2 separate regions of the Homo sapiens genome follow, and region 2 is linked to region 1. A link is an interaction called in ENCODE POLR2A ChIA-PET data of the cell type or tissue named here. Cell type or tissue: MCF 10A. All regions are shown on one strand. Links, peaks and the distances in the headings refer to the core of each region. The heading gives the core; the rest is flanking DNA.

Evidence for each region. ChIA-PET counts read pairs that join two places held together with the same protein. Peaks named below come from ENCODE experiments on the same cell type or tissue, not always from the same donor. Only the 100,000 strongest peaks of a DNase experiment are listed, where the experiment ranks them.
Region 2: POLR2A ChIA-PET joins it to region 1 with 5 read pairs; 5 of 35 experiments call an interaction of 5 or more read pairs at or near these places.

What each region holds. Positions count from the first base shown.
Region 1 is chr11:12,978,914-12,984,292 of GRCh38, forward strand. It overlaps LINC00958 (long intergenic non-protein coding RNA 958), which reads right to left. Exons shown (of 2, transcript NR_038904.1): 2 at 621-2,086. Among named protein-coding and RNA genes, the nearest start is that of LINC00958, 7.9 kb to the right of the region's middle. In MCF 10A, for the core only: no CTCF peak of the experiment used is centred there; no DNase peak of the experiment used is centred there.
Region 2 is chr11:13,158,243-13,163,621 of GRCh38, forward strand. No RefSeq gene overlaps it. Among named protein-coding and RNA genes, the nearest start is that of BMAL1, 120 kb to the right of the region's middle. In MCF 10A, for the core only: no CTCF peak of the experiment used is centred there; DNase peaks (open chromatin) are centred at 2,259 and 2,729.

The DNA.
Region 1 (5,379 bases), core at 183-5,182:
TTATTGTATTTCCAAGGCACAAGCCCAGCTGTCTGGAAAGCTTGTAAATAGATACAGTTTGCATCAGACACTCTTCCACCTGCCCACTGTAGATACTGGAGATTATCTCACTGATCCTAAACCCAGGAGTCACTGAGGCTGTCTACACCTAAATGCCCCCTGCTAGGAATGCCCATCTTCTCAGTGCTGGGATCTTAGCTCCATGTTTTTGGAAAGCAGATAGAGTGAGGATCAGGGTAAGATGCAAGATTTGAACAGCCATTTACCCCTCAGAGATGTCTGCAACTCTAACAGTTGCTTGTTTCCCCAAATGAATCTCTAATTCATGTGACAAAGTGAAATAAGTGTATTCCAGCTATGTGGTCATGATGGACTAGGACTGAAAACCTTTGCCCAGGCTCACCTTCCTGAGGTCCATCCTTGGGGTCTTCATTCATTCACTCATTCCTTCAGCAAAGTTTATGGACTGCCTACTTTTGTTTCAGGCTCTGTCTACCTACTTCTGTTTCAGGCCCTGGAGAGGCAGGAGTGAACAAGACACTATAGCCATGCTCCCATGGAGTTTTCATTCTAGGCAAGTGGACAAATAATAATAAAAGAAAACACATGGACAGGATATATACAGAGTGACACATGCTACTTAAAAGAACAACAAAACAGGGAGAAGTGAGAGGCAGCAGCCTTCCCTTCCTCTCACTAAAAAAAAAAATCAAAGCATGGATTCCTTTTTATTGCTCCTCCCGTGTTTTTTGTTTGTTTGCTTGTTTGTTTTTTTTAGATGGAGTTTCGCTCTTGTTGCCCAGGCTGGAGTGCAATGGTGCGATCTTGGCTCGTTGCAACCTCTGCCTCCTGGGTTCAAGCGATTCTGCTGCCTCAGCCTCCGGAGTAGCTGGGATTACAGGTGCGTACCACAACGCCCGGCTAATTTTTTGTATTTTTAGTAGAGATGGGGTTTCACCATGTTGGCCAGGCTGGTCTCGAACTCCTGACCTCAGGTGATCCACCCACCTCAGCCTCGCAAAGTGCTGGGATTACAGGCTTGAGCCACCGTGCCCAGCTGCTCCTCCCATGTTTTTGTCTTCCCTACCACCTCTGATGAACCCACAGTTTTTTTTTTTTTTTGGTTGGTTGTTTGTTTGAAGCTTCTGTTTTTTTTGAGCTTCCTCTCTTGGTAGCTGAGTCTCTCCACTCAGGGGGGAAAGGAGTGAGTATATGGAGATGTCGAAATATTTGTAGAAATGTCTTAACCTGCAATGATAACTGCCATCACACTATCTGATTCCTTAGTGGTTCACTCACACACACTCCAGCAAAGTTGTTTCTCTATGTGAGTTTTAAGGCTCTGCTTATCAGTGGACTCATCTTTGCCTCCCTATTAATTTCAGCATAGAAAAAGAAGTTTTCCCACAGGTAACCTTTGGAAACAAAGGCAGAGCTTGAGCAGTGATCGAGGCAATGATTAAGCAGTCAGAAATAAAACGTGAGCTTGCATTCACCTCTGCCGGTGGCGGCCTGAGCTTCTTCCTGTAGACTGTTGACAAAGAAACTTGAGAAGGCAAAAAAGCCTTTTCAATAGCAAGAGGACACTGTGAAGTGCAGGGAGGACCATATTATGTTGATGATGGATGAGTGGATCCCTCTCCACTGAATGTGCCAGGCTGGAGCCCATCCATTAGAGAGAGCTTAATCTGCCCAGAGATCTCAGCAGCTCCGGCTGCTGAAAGATAAGCCTCCTCTTCCTGCCTCCTCAGAGGGCTGTTCTCCTGAAGAAGCTACCTGGCGTCTGTGTAGTGTTCAGAAACTGCAGGAGTGATTGCTTCTCCTCCTCTCTGGCTGGCAGCCCTTGGGGTGCGAAGCATGAATCCAACCTGGAGCTATCTTGCTGCAAGCTTCCCTGTTGTCCTGGTCACAAGAGTCCTCAGTTGTTCTCAAAATCGTGGAAGAAAAAGTCTTTTATACTTGAAAACTCATAGTGAGGAGAGCTTAAACTTTCTCCCTGTGCAGAAAAGAAAAAAATGCATCCTATTTTTAAATGGGTTTCCTCATAGAATCTTCTGATGTGTTAATTCCAGGTCTTGGTCTACAGCTTGAAAATAAAAATACCAACAAATCAGTGTCCCTTGTGAAGGACTTCTCTCCATCTATGCCATACCTCTGTCTGTCCCTGTCTCTGTCTCTGTTCTCTCTCTCACATGTCTCCTCCCCACCCACCCTGTGTTTTGTTTTGCTTGTTTTGTTTTGAGACAGGGTCTCTGTCACCCAGGTGTTGTGCATTGGCTCTGTCACAGCTCACTGCAGCCTCAACTTCCTGGGCTGAAGTGATCCTCCTGCCTCAGCCTCCCAAGTAGCTGGGACTACAGGTGTGTGCCACCACACTCAGCTAATTTCTTCTATTTATTATTATTATTTTTTTTGTAAAGACGGGGTCTCACTATGTTGCCTAAGCTGGTTTCAAACTCCTGGGCTCAAGCAATCCTCCCATCTCGGCCTCCCAAAGCGCTGGAACTACAGGCCTGAGCCACTGTGCCTGGCCTCCTCTCTGTGTTGAACTCACTGTATTTCTGCCCATTCAATTCCATGTATTGTCCCCCTCCTCTCTGCTCCCCCCATCCCTGCCCACACTTTCAACATCTCCCACTAGTGCCATCAGCCTCCTAACAAGCATTCATCTCTGTGCTTTTATATGTGTTTTTTTTAAAGTCTATCCTCCTCACTGTCTTGGCTTATTATTATGTTGGTCAGCAGCTCCTTATTACCTACAGTACAGGGTCCAAACATCTTAACATGACATAAGCAACACCTATCTACTCGTTTCTTTCTGCTTCCTGCACATACTCTTCTCACAGCTGAAGCATTCTATTTAAAGGATCTCAAATGCTGAAGTGCAGTCTCCAGTTGTTGCACATGCTATGTCCTTTGCTCTTCTTTCTAGGTGAGCTTCCATTCAACCTTCAAGGCCCAGATTAGAAACTTTGGAACTTTGAGAAACACATTAGGCTTCTGATTGTGTTGCTATTGTAATATTGTATTGCTTATCTATTTCAACATAATGAATTGCATACAAATTTAGTGGCTTAAAACAACAAACATTTATTAGCTCACAGTTTCTGTAGTCAGGAATCTGGGAGTGGTTTAGCTGGTGGTTCTGGCTTACAGTATCCCATGAGGTTGTAAGTGGAATAACAGCAGGAACTGCAGTCATCCAAAGGCTTGACTGGTACTAGAGGATCCACTTCCAAGCTCACTAATGTGGCTTAGCAAGAGACCTCAGTTCCTTGCTTGGCTGTTGACTGGAAGCCTCAGTTCCCTACCAATTGGGACTTTTCTCATGACAGGGCAGTCATCTTCCCCAGAGAGAGTGACCCAAGAGAGAGAGGCAGGAACCACCATGTCTTTCAGGACCTAGATTTGGAAGTGCCATGTCGTCACTTTTACCATATTCGATTGGTCCAACAAACAATGGGGTAGGAGACCACACAGTGTGAATACCAGGAGGCCAGGATCATCACTCAAAATTCATAAGACCCAGGCTTAAATTTTGGTTCCACCACTTATTTGCTGGCTGACCATAGGTAAGTTATTTAACCTCTCTGAGCCCTGATTTCCACATCTGTAAAATCTGAATGATAGGATTGACCTGACAGGGTTGACGTTGAACCTAAAAAGGTGATTTACCTTAAGCACTTGGCATGTAGTGAGCATTTAATAAATGTTAGCAATTATTATGTTGATAACAGTTCACAGACTCCCTGGGCCAGTAGCCCCAGGGGTACTCCTATACAGTCCTGTAATGCTCTTATCTTACATTACTCTCCACCTGGGTACTTACTCTTAGATTCAGAAGTGTTTAGACCTTCAAATATAGGGCCTCTATGTCCATGTCTTTCATGAACTGTTTTTCTTTGCACAATCTCAGGCTTCTCTAACAATATTAAGCTTCAATCCCATTCCTTCAGATCCCAAAGATGTGAATGAGATTGTATTTGCATCCTTAAATTAAAACTCCAAGTTTAGCTTGTTTGTTAACTCCATCCCACATGTGGTCATCTGCTTCAGACCTTGGGGCCTCATCCCCATTGGAATTGTTTTTGTGTCATTTTCGTTCATCAGCTGTGAGTGGTTGCTCCTTGTTAGGGCCTAGGCTCGGTGCCAGGGTTGCCAAGATAAAGAAGACAGGAACATAGCCCTTTAGAACCTTAGTGTTGTTTCATATCATCATTTTTCTATTTTCTCTGGATGTCTTTCTTCTCAATCTTGCTTGAAATGCAGTTTTATTACTAACAACCACCAATTCTTGAGCACTAGCTTCATGTCAGAGTATGTTCATGTCATCCCTCTGCCATTCCTGCAAAGTGGGTATTACCGTTCTCCCCATCCCTTCTCCATCTTGGAAACAGAAGGCTCCTCATTTATTACAGAGGTTTCTGACTCTGGATCTTGAGCCCTTTCCAAAATGACAAGTTGCCAATGTAAATATTTTTTAAATTTAGTTTTATCCCTAGAATGTGATCACCCTACTGCAGATTGGCACATCACTCGCAGTAATGTCCCTGGTCCCTGGGAGACATGCACGCCAGTCTGCCGGTGTTTGTCCAAAGGGTGACAGGGCCCCTTCAGATCTTTGGTTTCCACAGTAACTATGCAGCCAGCCATTCACTCCCGGCTCCAGTCCACTTTCCAACAGAGAAGAAATGAGCATATTAATTGAAACCCTAACCCCTTCAGTTTTCTACTTAGGACTTCAAAGTTACCAGAAAGTCCGCCCAGATCTCATTTGCCCGAATAATTCTTTCGCAGGGTGGTCCCCACCCCCACCCATGTCCACTCCCTGCCTTCCTTTGCTCTACTCTGTGCTCTGGGAGCCTGGCCCCTCTGAAGCATCACCACAGCTTTTTTGCCCTCTGGTTCCCTTTGGGTTCAGACAAAGGGAGGCACTGGCTAGAGATCAAAGGGCAGCAGGAGAAGGAGACTGAAGTATTTCTTCTTTCCTGATTCCTCTCTACTTCCGCACCATGTTTCAGGCGATAGTTGTGTCCCTGGTGGCCATAGCTCCTGCCAGGGTGGGTAGGAGGGAGGTACCTCCTCTGAGTCTCTAGCTCTTACTTGGCCCAGAAACAATCTTTCTTCCCCTTGTCCTTTCATGCCTAGGGGTGCTAATGCCTTCCAGATGATGCAAATTATGCCCTATACTAGGCTATTGTCTCAGTTCCATGAAATTGCAAAATACATTATTGACTGTCATGGTTTTCTCCACACTACTTCTGATCAAGGAATATGTTTCATAGCAAAATAAGTGAGGCAATGGGTCTTACCTACACCCATGGGATCTGCTATCTTAATCTTGTAAGAAGCAGTGGGCCAGACAGAATGGTGGAATGG
Region 2 (5,379 bases), core at 254-5,253, 180 kb after region 1:
GGTCAAATGGTATTTCTAGTTCTAGATCCCTGAGGAATTGCCACACTGTCTTCCACAATGGTTGAACTAGTTTACAGTCCCACCAACGTGTAAAAGTGTTCCTATTTCTCCACATCCTCTCCAGCACCTGTTGTTTCCTGACTTTTTAAATGATTGTCATTCTAACTGTTGTGAGATGGTATCTCACTGTGGTTTTGATTTGCATTTCTCTGATGGCCAGTGATGGTGAGCATTTTTTCATGTGTCTTTTGGCTGCATAAATGTCTTCTTTTGAGAAGTGTCTGTTCATATCCTTAACCCACTTGTTGATGGGAAACAAATTTACAAGAATGTGTGTTATCTTAAGCTGCTAATTTTTGGAGTAATTTGTTACACAGCAATAGCTAGCTAATAGATAACAAGGCCCCCAGATGAGTCTGTTGCATACTTAAGTGTGAATACCATTGGGATAGATGACAACTAAGCTTTTTTCAAGCTCAAAAATTTTGGAATTTTGTGGCCAATGTTGGAAATTAAAATGCAAGCAAGAGGCTGGACGCGGTGTCTCACACCTGTAATCCCAGCACTTTAGGAGGCTGAGGTGGGTCGACTGCCTGAGGTCAGGAGTTGAGACCAGCCTGAGCAACATGGTGAAACCCTGTCTCTACTAAAAAATACAAAAATTAGCCAGGCGTAGTGGTGGGTGCCTGTAATCCCAGCTACTTGGGAGGCTGAGACAGGAGAATCACTTGAAACCGGAAGGCAGAGGTTGCAGTGACCCGAGACCAGGCCATTGCACTCCAGCCTGAGCAACAAAAGGGAAACTCCCATCTCAAAAAAAAAAAAAAAAAAAAAAGCAAAAAAAAGCAAAAAAAAAAAATACAAGCAAGAGATGGCTCCTATCCTTGCACCAGAAGTGGGGTGGGCATTAGCCCCTGGAGAACTTGTTGCAGGCCTGGCCATCAAAATTCAAGGAAAAATTGGCAGAGCTGGAGAAATTCCAGAGAAGGGCAACTGAGAGAAGTTGCAGCTGAGTCCCTACCTGCCCATCGATTCTAAGACAAACAGGACTCTATTGTTGGAAATGCTCAGAGATGATGTTGCCAAAGTCTACAAAATCACAAGGCACATGGTTAGGACTGTGGACTTATTACCCAAGTTCAGGAAAAGAAGAGTTAATGGCAGCAAATGTAGTGGATGTGGTGGAAAGGACCCAGGCTTCAGAGTCAGACGAACTAGGCTCTGCTTCGTAGAAGCCAGTCACTTGGGGGAAAATTCTGTCAACTCTGATTTAATCATCATCTTCACCTGGAGAAATGGGGATAAGAATATTCACTTAGTAGCCCTAAAATGAGAATTCACTTTGCTGTGTTTAAAGAGCATGCCACAAACACATTTTCAAGTAGTGATTACTGTCATGAGAAATGAATGCAATAAAGGGTGGCCTTTTTGTGAGCATCCCTTCGTACATGTCATCTGTGCTTTCATATCTTTAGAGGTAACCTGAGCTGAACCTTCAACTAGAGTCTATGTGGGTTTAAATGAACTTGGGAGTTAGTTTATAATGGGCTATAAGGTAAATGACAGGTGTTTGAGTAGTACCATATATTTTAGAGATCGATTTTGCAGAAATTAAACATCCCATCCTTGGGCACACAGTCCTTGGTACATTAGGACAAGGATTCATGGGGCAAAATCCTGAACCAGTGGATCATCAGAATCCCCAAGGCAGCATCAGGATTTTCAATGATCCTTCAGGCAGATGACAGTGCAGAGGGAAGGATGACATGATAGCATATCAAAACCAAGGGATGAATTTGCTGCTTCAGGCCAGTGTGTCCAGCCAGAGCTTCTGGGTAGCGACTTTTTCTTCCATTCAAAACTTGGGTTGGAACTGGAGAGTAATTCTTCTAATAATCTACACCCACTGGCAGCTATTTTCCTTGAATATAAACTCCTTCTTGCATGTTACAAATATTCCAAAAAATCTGCCCATAGTTGCAAACAACTCCCTTCCCTTAGAAACTATTACAGATTTAAATAAGTAATCACTCCAGAAAGTAGATAATTCATCCCATTTTCCATTTGTGACCCACCTTGCAGCTGTCCCCCTGACATGCCTTAGTTGTTTTCTGTCACAACCCTATTGTTTGGGAAAATATTCTCATCTGGTTACACGACTGTTGAAACTTGCCTGTAAAATGATGAGCCACTTGCGGCAATGCCACAGCCTAGGGAATTAGTTGCTATTAAAATCGTGTTCAAACCAGGGCGTTGCCAAGGTGCCGACGTCTTGGGAAGCTGCCTGGAGGGCTTTGGCTCTCTAACAAAGACTTGAAGATGGCAGAATCTCAGTGGGGTTTCTAAATCATGGACAGGCAGACAATTTGAGGCCACAATCGCCTGGAGACCACTCTAAAAGCCTTAGTGAGTGAAACCTCCTGGGTTTTAAAAGCTTTTAATTCACAAGAGCCAGATGTGGCCAATGTGGGCAGGTAAAGTAGGGAAGCTTTGAGCTGAGAACCAAAGCCAGAAAAAAGAAAGGTGAAGAAAAGCATGTCATTGACCCATTTTTCACTTTCTCCATCATATGCAGCTATTCATAAACCCAGAACACTTATCCAAATAGCAATTAATACACAGACTAGCATGTTCCTGCTTGTACCTGAAAGTTGTAAATGGCAGTAAAGTCAGCCGTGTGTAAATGGTGTAGTGACGTGTGTGAGACATACCAGCACAAGACATGCCCACACTTTTCATTTTTTGTCAAGTCTGGATTAGCCTGAGAGAGGGGACTGTAGGCGTGAATCATACAGCCAAGGACCTGGAGTCTCTCCTTTTGTGTTAGTGTGGGATGTATCAGAATAATGGTCCTCGCAGCAGGCTGGTGCTTCCAGTGGCATTTTTCTCAGGCTAATGTTAAAGTTAATTTGCATTCCCTGATCCCACCCAGACTCTTCTTTCCAGGGTCAGTGAGGTGGAAGGGGGAGTGGGTTGAAGCTGTCAAGAAGCTCTGTAGACTTGTCCTTGTATAAGTGGTCTTCACATTTTTCTTTTACTGTCATACTTTCTAAAAGAATTTTGAAAACCTATATGCATTTGCACATTTTTAAGTTGACATCTATAATATTTCATCATTAAGCAGCTGCAAATCATGTAATTTATGGTACATTGCCCATATTAATTTTTAAAATTAAACTGACATATGATTATTGTAAATGTATCCAGTGGGATGTAAATATTCTACACCTCAATTCCCACCATAGTCTTATGAAGTACTGTATGTATGCAAATCTATGTTAGCTGACAAACATTTAACATTGTTGCTTGCTCTTCTTAAATTTCGACTTTCATTTCATTCCACATACTGTATTTTAACCTAGTATATCATTTTAACCTATTTTAAAGAAACTTATTACTCAATATCTTTTCCGCAGCAAAACTAAGACTACATTGAAGGTTTTATTTATTTTTATTTCCAGTGAAATAGGTGTTCAATTTATCTGATAATCTTTTGGTAAAAGCAAACAAAAAGGAGTCTAGATAAGTGTTCACAATAATATAAAACACTTCTCACTTCTTATGTGTTATTTTTACTTTAAAAAAGGTAACGTTGGTTTGTTTTTTAAGTTAAACATGAAACTTATCACCTCCTTTTCCTTGAAATACAGAACATGCAAATGAGACATGGACCAAGACCAAATGAATGAGAGTTATCTCCAAGCTCTTTCCCTTTGCAAAAAAATAAAGAAAATGCAGAGAGAGCACACTTCCTAGGAAATGAATATTTCCCAGCATGATTTTTATGAATGCTGAGCATTCTAAATCTACAGGAGGGAGACAGAGAGAGAGAGATGTTGGAGCCTTGCCCTGTGTGTATTGGTTAGAGAGGAGACAGGCCCAGCTGCTTCTATTACTTCTCACCTGCACTCTCTGCTGTATTCTAACAGGATTTGCTGTCAGAAGTAAGGCATTCCTTGATAATATTTGCTCCAGAGAAGTGGTTAAGTGAAAAGTGTCACTCCTCCCTCCTGTAACACTCTACAATACATCTGAATTTATAACATCCCTATGTGTAAAGCCACACCTCCCTAAAAGCCACACTTTTCTCTTAATGAAAATATGTACTAGGCAGGAGAAGATATAAAGCCCAGTAACAAATAAAGGAGGTTTCATAAATACTAATATTTGAAATTGTCCCCTTCTTTGGAACCCAGGAGGATTTTTCACTCTGGGGCAAAATCCTATAATAAAATTGGGATGGATGATAGGTGCCCTCTTTCCTTTGTAAAGTAAGAGAAGGGCAGTGCAACCTCTGTTCAAATGCGAAAAAAAAAAAAAGGAAAACAAAACAAAACAAACGAACAAACAAAAGTCCAACTCCAAAGGCCTGCATGAACATGCTTGCCACCTGAAACAGATGAAGTGTAGCTTCTGTCTCGCCGTATTTCACTTCTGCCTTTTGCATCTCATGTGGATATGTCTGATTGGCAGAGCCTAAATCTCATGCAGAACTCTAGCTGTATTGGGTCTGGCAAATACAGACTTTCCCTTCCAGCCTCTGCATTATAAGAAAGCATTGAGAAGATTGGCATGGATATTGAACAATCCAATCCTCACTCTCCATGCAGCTGGAAAAGCCTATAAAGTGACGGCGAGACCTTGAAAGATGGAAAGGTTTAAATGGCCATCTCTAACTCAGCAAGAGATGAATTGAACTTATTGTCTCCGCCCCTGTTTTCCAAACACCTAATCATGTACCAACCCTATTCTTCACCTATGCTTCACATTTCAGTGATGACACCAGTATTTACTCAAGAAATCTGAATATCTGTTTTTGTTCTTTCTCCTTCCTCCCACTCCATTGTATCAATTCTATCCACTCAGATCTCTTATATCTTGTTCCTCCTCTCCTTCCTCATTGCCAATGTCTTATTTAAAGCCTTCATCCTCTCTCATCTGGACATTTGTACTTACTCTCTCACTTGCCTCCCTGCCACCAGTCTCTGAGCTCCATAGTACTGCCAAAGTAATATTATGAAAACATAAATTGATTAAATAATTCAATGATTTTTCCATCTCCTTAAGCAACAGTTCTCAGCCCTGGCTGCACATTAGAGTCCCCTGGGGAGCTTTTAAGGTCCCAACGTCCAAGCCATTTGCCAGTTCAATTCAATCAGAATCTCTGGGTAGGACCCAAACATAAATATTTTTAAAACTCCCCCACCAATGCTCAGCCAAGGTTAAGAACTGCCGTTGCATGCAGGCCATTCTCAGTCCAGCTTCAGAGTCACAGGCTGTCATTCCCCACATGTAAACTCCAACCACACCAAATATCTTTCAGTTCCCAGACATGTTCTGCCCCTCACCTCTCTGGCTTTGCATGGCATGCTTCCTGCC